Linked DNA regions of Homo sapiens: regions 2 and 3 are each linked to region 1. The links are chromatin contacts, found by Hi-C or POLR2A ChIA-PET in ENCODE. All regions are on one chromosome and are shown on one strand. Each heading gives the region's core, a stretch centred on a gene start or an enhancer-like site at or near the end of the contact. The rest is flanking DNA. Distances are from core to core; before and after follow the strand shown. Region 1 has its middle 87 kb from the start of FASLG. Region 2 has its middle 61 kb from the start of TNFSF18. Region 3 has its middle 31 kb from the start of TNFSF18.

The links. Hi-C counts contacts between places; a loop is a spot of excess contacts on that map. ChIA-PET counts read pairs that join two places held with the same protein, here RNA polymerase II (POLR2A). Pooled maps may share reads with other maps.
Region 2: a map of OCI-LY7 shows a loop between it and region 1 (2.5-fold over the local background). The contact joins two enhancer-like sites. A Hi-C loop is called at or near these places in 6 of 168 maps with a recorded cell type or tissue (B cell, CD14-positive monocyte, IMR-90 and 2 more), 14 of 37 single-sample maps with no recorded cell type and 14 of 50 pooled maps. POLR2A ChIA-PET finds 5 or more read pairs at or near these places in 1 of 52 experiments (MCF 10A).
Region 3: a map of CD14-positive monocyte shows a loop between it and region 1 (4-fold over the local background). The contact joins two enhancer-like sites. A Hi-C loop is called at or near these places in 3 of 168 maps with a recorded cell type or tissue (CD14-positive monocyte and naive thymus-derived CD4-positive, alpha-beta T cell), 21 of 37 single-sample maps with no recorded cell type and 10 of 50 pooled maps. POLR2A ChIA-PET finds 5 or more read pairs at or near these places in 1 of 52 experiments (OCI-LY7).

The regions. Positions count from the first base shown.
Region 1 is chr1:172,744,495-172,748,216 of GRCh38, reverse strand. No RefSeq gene overlaps it. Among named protein-coding and RNA genes, the nearest start is that of FASLG, 87 kb to the right of the region's middle. Within about 2 kb of position 1,761, at least 14 of the 41 ENCODE cell types and tissues checked have a DNase peak (open chromatin) inside an H3K27ac peak, as active enhancers do; they include OCI-LY7 and endothelial cell of umbilical vein, where a contact is called at or near this core.
Region 2 is chr1:173,110,283-173,114,004 of GRCh38, reverse strand. No RefSeq gene overlaps it. Among named protein-coding and RNA genes, the nearest start is that of TNFSF18, 61 kb to the right of the region's middle. Within about 2 kb of position 1,749, at least 5 of the 41 ENCODE cell types and tissues checked have a DNase peak (open chromatin) inside an H3K27ac peak, as active enhancers do; they include OCI-LY7 and endothelial cell of umbilical vein, where a contact is called at or near this core.
Region 3 is chr1:173,018,563-173,022,284 of GRCh38, reverse strand. No RefSeq gene overlaps it. Among named protein-coding and RNA genes, the nearest start is that of TNFSF18, 31 kb to the left of the region's middle. Within about 2 kb of position 1,769, at least 4 of the 41 ENCODE cell types and tissues checked have a DNase peak (open chromatin) inside an H3K27ac peak, as active enhancers do; they include OCI-LY7, where a contact is called at or near this core.

The sequences.
Region 1 (3,722 bases), core at 512-3,011:
TAATCTAGAGCTTATACCTATTAATTGCAACCAAGACTCTCAGCTAGAACAATATTTAATCAGTACTTGTATGTTATGATTTTAATAAATATATTTTATTAAGAAGTACAAATAGCTATCACATACTAAATTTCATAAATATTAGCAGTTTAGTAAGTCTCCCTACTGAATCTATTCCATCCTAATAGATGCTGCCACCTACTTTATAGCAACTACCAAATGACAGGCCTAGTACCTAACAAAAGTTAAAAGGGGGACTTGCCTTGCCTTGAAAATTCAGCCCCCTGTAATCCCAGCCCTTTGGGAGGCCAAGGCAGGCAGATGGCTTGAGTCCAGGAGTTCACAGACCAGCCTGGGCAACATGATGAAACTCCGTCTCTACAAAAAATACAAAAATTAGCCGGGCTTGGTGGTGCATACTTGTAGTTCCAACTACTCAGGAGGCTGAGGTGTGAAGATCGCTTGAGCCTGGGAGGCAGAGGTTGCAGTGAGCTGTGATCACTCTAGCCTGGGCAACAGAGCAAGACGCCATCTCAAAAAAAAGAAGGAAGGAAGGAAGGAAGGAAGGAAGGAAAGAAAGAAAGAAAGAAAGAAAGAAAGAAAGAAAGAAAGAAAGAAAGAAAGAAAGAGAAAATAGAAAAGGAAATTCAGTCCCGTGAAGTAATAGCAATTTTTATATACTTGTGAAATATAAACTGTCTTGAATATCTCACTAATTATTTAATACATGCTGCTTCACTACTGGGCTTTTCTTATTCTCTCCAATTGCCCAAATGACTTACCAAGGCAATAGGTAGTGATGATGGCTCAGTGATATAGAATTTGACAATAATTCTATTCGCGCTTTCTTGGACCCAGAGGGATTTAATTATTGAGGAAAGAAAGACAGTCTCCTTGATTGGAGGACAGCGGCACTCCTATGATTTGGATACCCAAGAGCAAAGTTAAATGGAGATTCTAGGGCAGACATGCAAGTGGGCTTGATCTCACTTATCTACTGTGATCTGACAGCAGTGGCTGTCAGGAGCATGGTGACGGGAAGTATCTTGAGGCTACATCCTGGCTAAGCAAGAAAAACATAAGACAATTAACAATGCTTGCAAGGATGCAGAAGTGGTGACAAGAGCCCATATTGGCTCTACATGTTATCATGAAAAAATTAACCAAATAAGACCACGAAGGAGAGTTAGATTACAAGAAACTCCTTATTCTGTATAGTGGCTATGTACAGCCTTAATTTTGATTCTCAATAGACCTGCTGAGATTTCTTAGGGCCTGGATGAATAGTCCAATATCACAAGCCATTAACATACATGAAAATTAAAGATGTAATACTAGCAAGTGATCCTCTTGGAAATGTCCCCATCAGGTTCCAGCTGACCAAATGTAAACTTATTTAAGTATGTTTGTAGATCTTGAGCTCTTAGCCACAAACATCACTTTAAATGATGAGTAAAAATAGATAAGTACTTCAAACATTGGCAAACACTCAAAGATTCAAAACCAAATGTTTCTTCCTAGTTTACCTTGTTTAAAAAGATGACACAAACTACTCCTAAAAACTAGTGACTGCCTACATTGGTAAACATTCTGGTCCTGGTGGCCTCTGGTGTTTCTTCCTTCTAGTCATGTTGTCCTTTTAAGCAAGGGTCACTCTTACTCCTCAGAGGAAAGTCAACATGACTCACTTTCAGAAACTGAAAGTACACCATGTCCACATAAGCAGTGCTGCTTACTGTATAACCGCAAAACCACATCAGAATAAGTCAGCTGCTCAGGAAGGAGAAGAAGGAGTGAGCTGAACAAACTCACCCCCATTCCAGATGGGGAGACTTTAAGAGTAGCCACAGGCTTCTTTGTTAAGCAGAGACTTAGATCAGAGGAGAAATGTCAGTGGCAGGCAGTGCAAGCAGGGTCCCTGGCTTCTGGTTACTGAATACATTGAAACAAGAGCCCACTCAAGGCCCCACTGTAAAGCCCTGAGGTTTTGGCTTCATCATCTCTTTCCTTTCCTTTGGTACATTCTTTCCCTAGTTTTCATCTCTCTCTGAACGTCAGGTGCTCTCTTGCCAAACCTCGTGTTAAGTGATTTTGGACAGGGTTTAAAGAAGTGGATCTTTTCTCTGAGTTAGATATTGTTAGGATCCCATGACTGGGTATCTTAATAATTCTTACCTAGAAGGTGTGAAGAATAAAACGAGACTGACTAAAGCATTCCTTGGTAAAGCAGCAGCAATCTCTTATATCAATAAGGATAGGGGCACACTGGTCATTTTTGTGGTCACTTTTAGACAACGCTCTTGGTTTCATCTGTGCTCAGACAGGATTATAGAGTGGATTTTATTTCTTTCTCTATTGTGATCACAGAGTGCCTTTTCTGATGTTGGCATTCTATGAAATTGTTTCTACTCAACAGGAGAACACTGGCCTAGCCATGAGTGCAGCACTAGCTTTAGCAACACCAAGGTCTAGCCTGTTCTCCATTCTTTCCTTGGGACAATCCACTCTTCCAAGTGACATAAACTAATCAGAAGAATTAATATCAGTTAACAAGAGTTAAGGGGCTGGGGAGGGGGGGTGTTCCGTACTTGCATTATAATAGTGACCTTTTAGAGAAAAGGCTGACCCCAGATAAACCATAATAGAGAAACTGGGTGGAAGAAAATAGATTCAGGAATTCTCCAATTAAACCATATAGGCAACCAGCTCCTCTGCCACCATATTAGCTGATCCTACATTTCATACCCACAGTTGAACTTCCAGGTAATCAACTAAATGAGGTCCATTCATGTTACCCTACTGTGCAGGCTTTTGGGATGGTTTGCCAACCACACTTCTAGAAGTCTCTCCTTTCATACAGAATCTCCTCTCATCTGGCAAGCTAGTCTCTTCTTGTTTTTCTGGTTTCTAAATGAATTCATATTGGAGCTTAACTTGCCAACCCTTATGAGTTGCTTTCAGAATGATCGCAACTGTTCTGAACAAGCCACCCTTTCTTGCTTGACTTCCCACTACTTTGGAGAGTGATTGTGAATCCTTGTGACTTCTCTTCACAGTACTCTTCTGCCACCTGGTGAAAGTTCGTAACACAACAAGACACTAGAGTTGCCATTCACTTTCAACTTCTACACACCCTGACACCAACACTAAGAAAACAGACACACTCACAGATGTCAGTCCATAAACACCTTGTAGGCATCTGATGCTCCCAGAAGAGGCCTGTCCACTAGGATTTCTGGGATGACCCCTCACCCATCTCTCCTTCTTCCGCCTCTCTGAAGGAAATAGCTGATTGAGAAGGATCCAGTTTTTTGCTAAGAGTTCACATTGAGACTGGAAAGGAAATGAGAATAAAAAGTATCTGGACTTCTGAAGGGGCCACAGTCAGCTCTGTGGGATAAGTGAAGCAGGAATTCCTGAGGACATCTTGCTGGTTCTCACCATCTTGTCTATAGTTCGTCCTAACAAATAAATCCGATGTCAACATTTATATCAAAGAAACAAGAAATAAATACCTATCTGTTTACCTCCTGTTTATATTAGGCCAGACATTTTACTTAATCTTCAGAATAGCTCTGTGAGATAATATATATAATTGTATAAATCTATGGGGTACAATATGATGTTTTCATCTATGTATACATTGTAGAAAGACTCAGTCAAGCTAATTAAAATATCGATCGCTTCACCAACTTATCATTTTTTGTAATGAGAACATTAAA
Region 2 (3,722 bases), core at 500-2,999, 370 kb before region 1:
GACATTAAGATAATTCATCAGCCCATTAATTCATTCCACTAATCCTTCTATTATATTACTCTTATTCTAACAAAAAGGATCAAAGCAACTAAATTTTATGTATTGTGTTTCTATGACAAGAATTGTGTACACTTCTGGAAAACATAAGATTGTGACACAACTGTCCAGTAACTTAAAACTCGTTGGGGAAGGAAAACACATATTTCAGAAAGTGAAAACAACATAATACTTTATCAGGTGTTGTACTCCAAGTTTTATCTAATTTCCTCAGCCCACATTTTATGTAATAACCAAAGTTGTCATTCCAAAATGAAAATCTCATGTCAACAATCTGCTCAAAACCCATCAGTGGCTCACTGTTATATACTGGAAAATGTTGTAGTACCTTAGCATTGCATACTCAGTGTTCATGACCCTGTCTCCAACTACCTTTCTGAGCTCATCTCCAGTCACCGCCCCCCTCCTTCTGATGTGAAGAATGGGAGCTTCCTGAGAGCCATGACTATGTCTTACTCATCTGTGACTTCCCAGTATCATAATGGAGGCTTAGCGAACCCTGCATTTTTAATGAATAGAGTCTACTCACATATTAATCTCTTTTCAAAACAACTTTATGGTGAAACTTAACACATACAGAAAATGTAATAAAACAAATGAATAGCCTACTGAGATATCATAAAAAGAATACTCATGTGACTAACACCTCATTCAAAAATTAGAACATTGTTGGCTCTTTGGAAGGCCTCTGTCTGCCCTTTACAAATTACATCTCCTTCTCTTACTGCCAAAAGTAAATATTCACCACCCCTGTTAATCAGTTCTCAGGTCAGGACACATTCCCCCACCTCACCTTACCTCCATAATCTTTCCTTTGACTTCATACAGCCCTCGGGAGGCTCCCCTCTCTCATCTTGGAAACACTTGGGTTCTTTAACTTTCATTTGGCATCTGAAAAAAAAATTTTTAAATAAATGTATATTAATGATATCCTTCTTGTCTTACTTACATTATTTTGCTTTCACTGTATATATCTTCAGATAAAGGGGCGGGTGCAGTGGCTCATGCCTGTAATTCCAGCACTTTGGGAGGCCAGGGCGGGTGGATCACGAGGTCAGGAGTTCAAGACCAGCCTGGCCAAGATGGTGAAACCCTGTCTCTACTAAAACTACAAAAATTAGCTGGGTGCAGTAGCAGGAGCCTGTAATTCCAGCTACTTGGGAGGCTGAGGCAGGGGAATCTCTTGAATCTGGGTGGCAGAGGTTGTAGTGAGCTGAGATTGTGTGACTGCACTCCAGCCTTGGTGACAGAGTGAGACTCTTGTCTCAAAAAAATATATATATATTTAGATAATATTTTTTGATGTCTATACTCTGTGTTGCTATAGTCTATTCTTTACTTTTATAGTTAAGATTTCATTAGAGGTGCTCAGTGAATATTTATTGAATTAGTAATTAATGAATGAGTGAATGACAGTTACATCAAAGCACAGAAGAGGCAGAAATTTACTTAACCAGTGAAAGAGAAACAGTAGAATATAGTTTATGCAAATAGATAGACAGACACACACATACATGCACATGCACACAGAGGTGGAGAGAGAGAGAGAAATAGAGAAGCAGGACATTGTTCTGATGTCATGCACCTGAATATTCAAGAGTTTCACACACACAAAAATAACTATTTCCTTCTCTCCCCTCTCTCCTGTTACTCACTTCCTCAAACCAAAGCAGTGTTAGGAAATCCAGATATGCTTCAGACACAATCTTCATTTGTTTCAACACCACTGTTTATGATTGTAGAAGGCTTTTGGGACCAAGCAGTAAATGTCCTCCTTCAGCATTTTACTTGAAAGGAACCACTGCAAGAACATGGGCCAGACTACAGGATGACCTCCTTACATGGATATTCTAGGAAAGATTCCACATTATCAGGGAAACCGGAAGAGATGACAATGGAAAATCCTTTTCTACTCTATGATGGCATGAGTAAATGAAAGACACTGGCAGTCTAAAAATAATAATTAAGTCTGTAGTTTTACCTAGATATTAAGTTGGCAATGAAAGCTTAGGCCTAGGACATGAGGTTGTAACTCAAACTCTCCTAGGTTCCAGCTAGTACATACAGCTAAAGTGTTGAGTCAATCTATACTTATCCTTTCAACTCTTGGATTGAATAATTCTTAAACATATAAACGTGAATTCTGTTTCCTTGCTTTTCATATACTGTTCAATGATTCCCCACACCACCCATACTTTTCTTGTAGAACATGGCTCATTTTTGGAGATTCAAATAAAATGTATCCTCTCTATGAAGCTGACTTGATCCTTCATAAAAGTTAGGACTTTGTCTGTTCTACTTCCACAATAATTTTTTCTCAAAGTACTAAACACATTGTATTTCCATTAGGTGTATTTATCTGCTTTATAGAATTATAATCTCCTCAACTTAAAGGATTGAGTTTTATTTTATGTCAGACCTATAGTAGGTACTCAATATGTTTCTGAATGAATAAAAAATACAGACAAAGTAGTAAAATATGAGACAGAACAAAAGTTTTAAACACCAAGTACCAAAATAAGTATCTTCTGTTTGCCAGATATTAATTAGGTGCTGAGAAAAAGCAAATGAAACACGGAATAGGCATCTAGGAGCTCACAGTCCAGTGAGGGAAACAGAAGTGTGTGAACACATGCAATATGGCTAGAGGGAGGAAGCCAGACATGGGTAAGGGGCCTTGAGAGCCCATAGGACTGGCCTCTGTCTCAGAGGAATAAAAGACAAGTTCAAGTTGATTCATTAAGGACAGGTAGAAGTCACTCAGGTGGAGAAAGGAAATAGGTGGGGGGTAATCAAGGTGGTGGAAACAGAAGCGTTGAAGTCCTCATGGAAGGCCTATCTTAATAAAACTTGATCATAAAGCTTTGCGTGGAAATTCCCAGTGGTGAGAACAAACAGAAATTTGCTTCTACCAGGTGGAGTTGTGGCCCCGGTGTGTCTGCTGGGTGTACAAGAGAGGAAAAGGGGAATGACGGAAGTGCACAAGAGAATAGCTGGAGAGAGCATAAACCCATGCTCAACTAGAAGGGAGAGTAGTTTATTTCCATCTGACTAGGAAAAAGAGAAGAGAATGCCTCTCAGTCACAAATTGACTCACATTGCACTTAGATCTACAAAGAAAATTAGCTGCTTTCTTTATTTTCTGTGGTATGTCTAATCTTTCTTAAAATTCCTCCACACCTCCTTGGATGGGAAGGGCAGAGACTGTTAGCTTCCTACTTCCTGCATCACAAGTTTTCAGTTTGAATAGTATATTTTGAATGACTCCGTCTCTTTTGGGTAAATTCTCGGAATTTCGGATTTCCTCTCCCCATTTCTCCTCTTGACTACGACCCTTGCTCTTTTTCAAGTCTAATCTCATGTCAACAGAGAAGACAAATGAATGGAAATCATGTAGCATTCTCTGGAATCTCATTAGTCTCCTCTGGGCTCTTCTACAGGGCAGCCAGTCAAATATGTTCCCTGGACTATTGACGATCAAGGTGCAGCTGGTTTCATTTGGCCTTTTAGAGGACATGCAAGTGGCCATGACTGTAATCTAAAGTCAGGGCATTTGCCTGATGGTTTACATATGACAACCACTTTATTCAGACTCTAGGTCTTAGCAAGTCTCCTGCTCCTATCAATACCTCAGTATCTACTCACATGGTTGAGTACCATACACA
Region 3 (3,722 bases), core at 520-3,019, 270 kb before region 1:
GGTGGGCATCATGCAATCACCTGAAGGCCTGAATAGAACAAAAAGGAGGAGGAAGGATGAATTTGCTCTCTCTCTTCTTGAGTTAGGACATCCATCTTCTCTTGCCCTCAGACATCAGAGCTCCTGGTTCTTGCCTTTGGATTCCAGGACTTACACCAGCACCCACTATCCTTACCCCAGTTCTTAGACCCTTTGCCTTGGACTAAGAGTTATACTATCAGCTCCCTGGTTCTTAGGTCTTTGGACTTGGACTGAATTATACCACTGGCTTTTCTGGTCCTCCATATTAGAACTTCTTAGCCTTCATAATTTTGTAAGCCAATTTCTACCCTATCTATCTATCATCTGTCTATCTATCTATCTATCTATCTATCTATCTATCTATCTATCTATCTAATCTCCTACTGATTCTGTTTCTCTGGATAATCTTGACTAATACATACAGGAAGAAACTCCATTGAACTGTTTCTGATGCATAAGGCCCATGTACATTTTTGTCCTTGGATTATGCAAGAATTATTGTACCTTTATGACAGATCGTTTTTTCCACTCATTTAGCTTAAGTTGGTTTCTATTAATTGTAATCAGAATCTTAACCAGTATAGTGATTGATTGAAAGTGAGGGATAAAGAAGAGGAAGAACCTTCTTAGACATATTGAGGAAGATGGTGATGTTTTTATGGTGGGGAATATGCAAGGAGGAATTGGAGAAAATTTAGTGTGGATGAGATAATGTGTTTAGGTTTATAAAGGTATAGTTTCAGATGTTTGCAGAATATCCAAGTGGGCTTTACCAGTATGCAGCTGGAACTCAGGAGGAGTTGCATGAGATGGGATGAATATTTAAAAGTCAACAGCCTTCTGGGTGAAGTCACTGACAAGGATAAAATCGCTATAGAGAGTGGGTAAAGTGAAAATGGGGCAAATGACTGAGACGTGGGGATCACCAACATTTGAAGACAGGCAAAGGAAGGAAATCCTGTAAAGGAGCAACCAGGGACAAATGACATTAACTGGAAGAAAATAATAGGTCCACAGAAACAGACAGTGAGAGATTAAGAATAAAGGAGTGGTCAACAATGTTAGAGGCTCCAAGAAGTCAAATACTAAGAGGATTGAACATTGCTAATTGGATTTTGCTGGTAGATAATTTTTGACAACATAAACAAGATCATTTTCTGTGACATCTGGGGGCATAATCCAGATATCAATGATTAAAGAACAAATGGGAAGTATAATTACTAGATAAGGAGAAATGGAAGATGAGACAAAAAAATTACACTACTCTTTGTAGAAACTTGGTTGTAGGAAAAAAAAAAAGAATTGTGGAGTGGTAGAGAGCAGGTAACCTCAGGGGTAAGGGAGAAAAAAGGCATATGCCTGGAAAGCCAGGTATTAATGTTTGGTCAGGGCATCCTCTTCCCAGCAGAGTGCTGGAGACACACAGTGTGATCCATGTCCTTGTGCAACAAAATGAGCTGGACAAATCTAATTACTTTTCTTGGTAATTTGATCTAGAACTTAGGAAAAAAACGTACCATTTTCCAGTGAAGAAGAAGTGAAATGATGCCATGGAATTGTTGATAGGCTGGAAAAATAAAGCTGATGTGAGGGGAAAGCAAGGGCTGTCATATGAATAGGAGAGAGAGAGAGGAAGAGACCACGTAGCTTTTCGAAAGAAAAAGTTTAAAACAGTCAACGCTCGGGGCTGCTTTAGTTTCTGACATAATTTCAGTTCCTGTTTCAGGCCTTGTAAATCCTTTTAACAAACCACCCTTTTTCCTTGATTTAGTATAAATGGGTCATTTTTCTTTCAATAAAATGAGCTACTTAACTATTTTTAATTCTATAACTTGTCTTTTTAAGACATTTAAAACAATCTGTTATTTTCTAGGCTATATCACCTCTGGGGAGGCAATTGTGTGCTGTCGTTAGGAGAATGGGCTTAGATGTAGACAGGCTTGTTTAAATCTTGACTCTGCTATTTATATTTTGTGTGAGCTTGAGCAATTTGTGTGCCTTCTCTGGGGATAGGTGTTCTTATGTGTCAAGGGAGGATAATTAATTCTACTGTACAGAGTAGTTTAAGGATTAAAGTAAAATAATACACAGAAAAAACTTAGTTCAGTGTTTGGCACATAGAAAGAGCTCAATAGGGCCGGGTGCGGTGGCTCACCCCTGTAATCCCAGCACTTTGGGAGGCCGAGGCAGGTGGATCACCAGGTCAGGAAATTGAGACCATCTTGGCTAACACGGTGAAATCCCGTCTCTACTAAAAATACAAAAAAACAAAATTAGCCAGGCGTGGTGGCGGGCACCTGTAGTCCCAGCTACTTGGGAGGCTGAGGCAGGAGAATGGCATGAATCCAGGAGGCGGAGCTTGCAGTGAGCCGAGATCACACCACTGCACTCCAGCCTGGGCAACAGAGCGAGACTCTGTCTCAAAAAAAAAAAAAAAATGCTTGATAGATGCTGATTTTCAAAATATTTTTATCAGTTTACAACTAGCTATTTTAGGTAGCTTTTTCTCTGTTTATCTTAAATTTGTTTCTTTTTTAGCTTCAATGAGTTCCTTCTAGCAACCAAGTATATAATTAGTTTCTTCACGCTCTATGAATTTGCATCTTGTATGTTTGCATGGTGCTTGAAAAGATAAATGTTGAAAAGCTTGAATCTCTATGACTTGTTCTATTAATAGTTGCCTTTTATTATATTGTCTCTAGAAATACAGAATTGGAGGTTATATTTTACTTAAACTACAAAAATAATGATGAAACATTTGGATGTATTTTATATAAAGAAAATATGGAATTATTCATTCATTCATGAATTTTTTTCACTGCACATATATTTATTAAGGTTTTTCTATGTACAAAGCACAGGTAGGCACCAAAGATGATGTGAAGATTTCTAAGATATTGTGACTTCCTCAAGAAGCTACATCTGCTAGGATAGACAGACTGATTCAAATCAGAACTATGGAGTTGAAAATATTTTAAATAAAGAAAATTAATCCCTAATCTCTCATTTACAAATGGGGAAGCTGAGACACAGTGAGGTTAAGGGAATGCAGGAATTGGAATCTGGATTGCTCAAATCCTTGCCCAGTTCTTTTCCCACTAGCTCATCCAATACTGTAAAGAAAGAAGCAAGTGCGATGATAAGCAGAGGACTATAGTAAAGAAATATAACAAACTCTAGCTAAATGGGAGAAAGAGGAGGCATTTTAGTCTTTGTGTGATAAAAGAGTAGCAGGTGAGGATGCAATATGAGCAAGAACACAGAAGGGTGGCAGAGAGTGTATGTAGTCCCATGGCCTGGTGAAGATGACATGTGGAGATATGAAATGGGAACCAACACTGGGCAACAGGAGGCCAAATCCCAAGCTGCTAGAAGGCTAGCCCAAGGAATCTCTGCTTTCCTATTCAGGAACTTTTAAGTTATTTTAGAAGTTTATGGCTTGATCGGACCTGTTTCAAAGAAAGTAACTCTGGTGGTGTGATGAAAGATGAGTGGGAGAGACAGAGCAAGACCACCTAAGAAGCTATGGAGATAGGCTAGGAGGATCATGGTCTACAGAGCAGAAGCAATGGAGAGGAGGAGAGCTCTGCCAGAGGAGCAGGAGTAAGAAAACATGGATCTCGAGCAACAGGTATGGTTCTGAGAATAATGGTCTGAATCATAACTAAAACAAATGCTTCAATATTGTAGCTTTTTAAAAT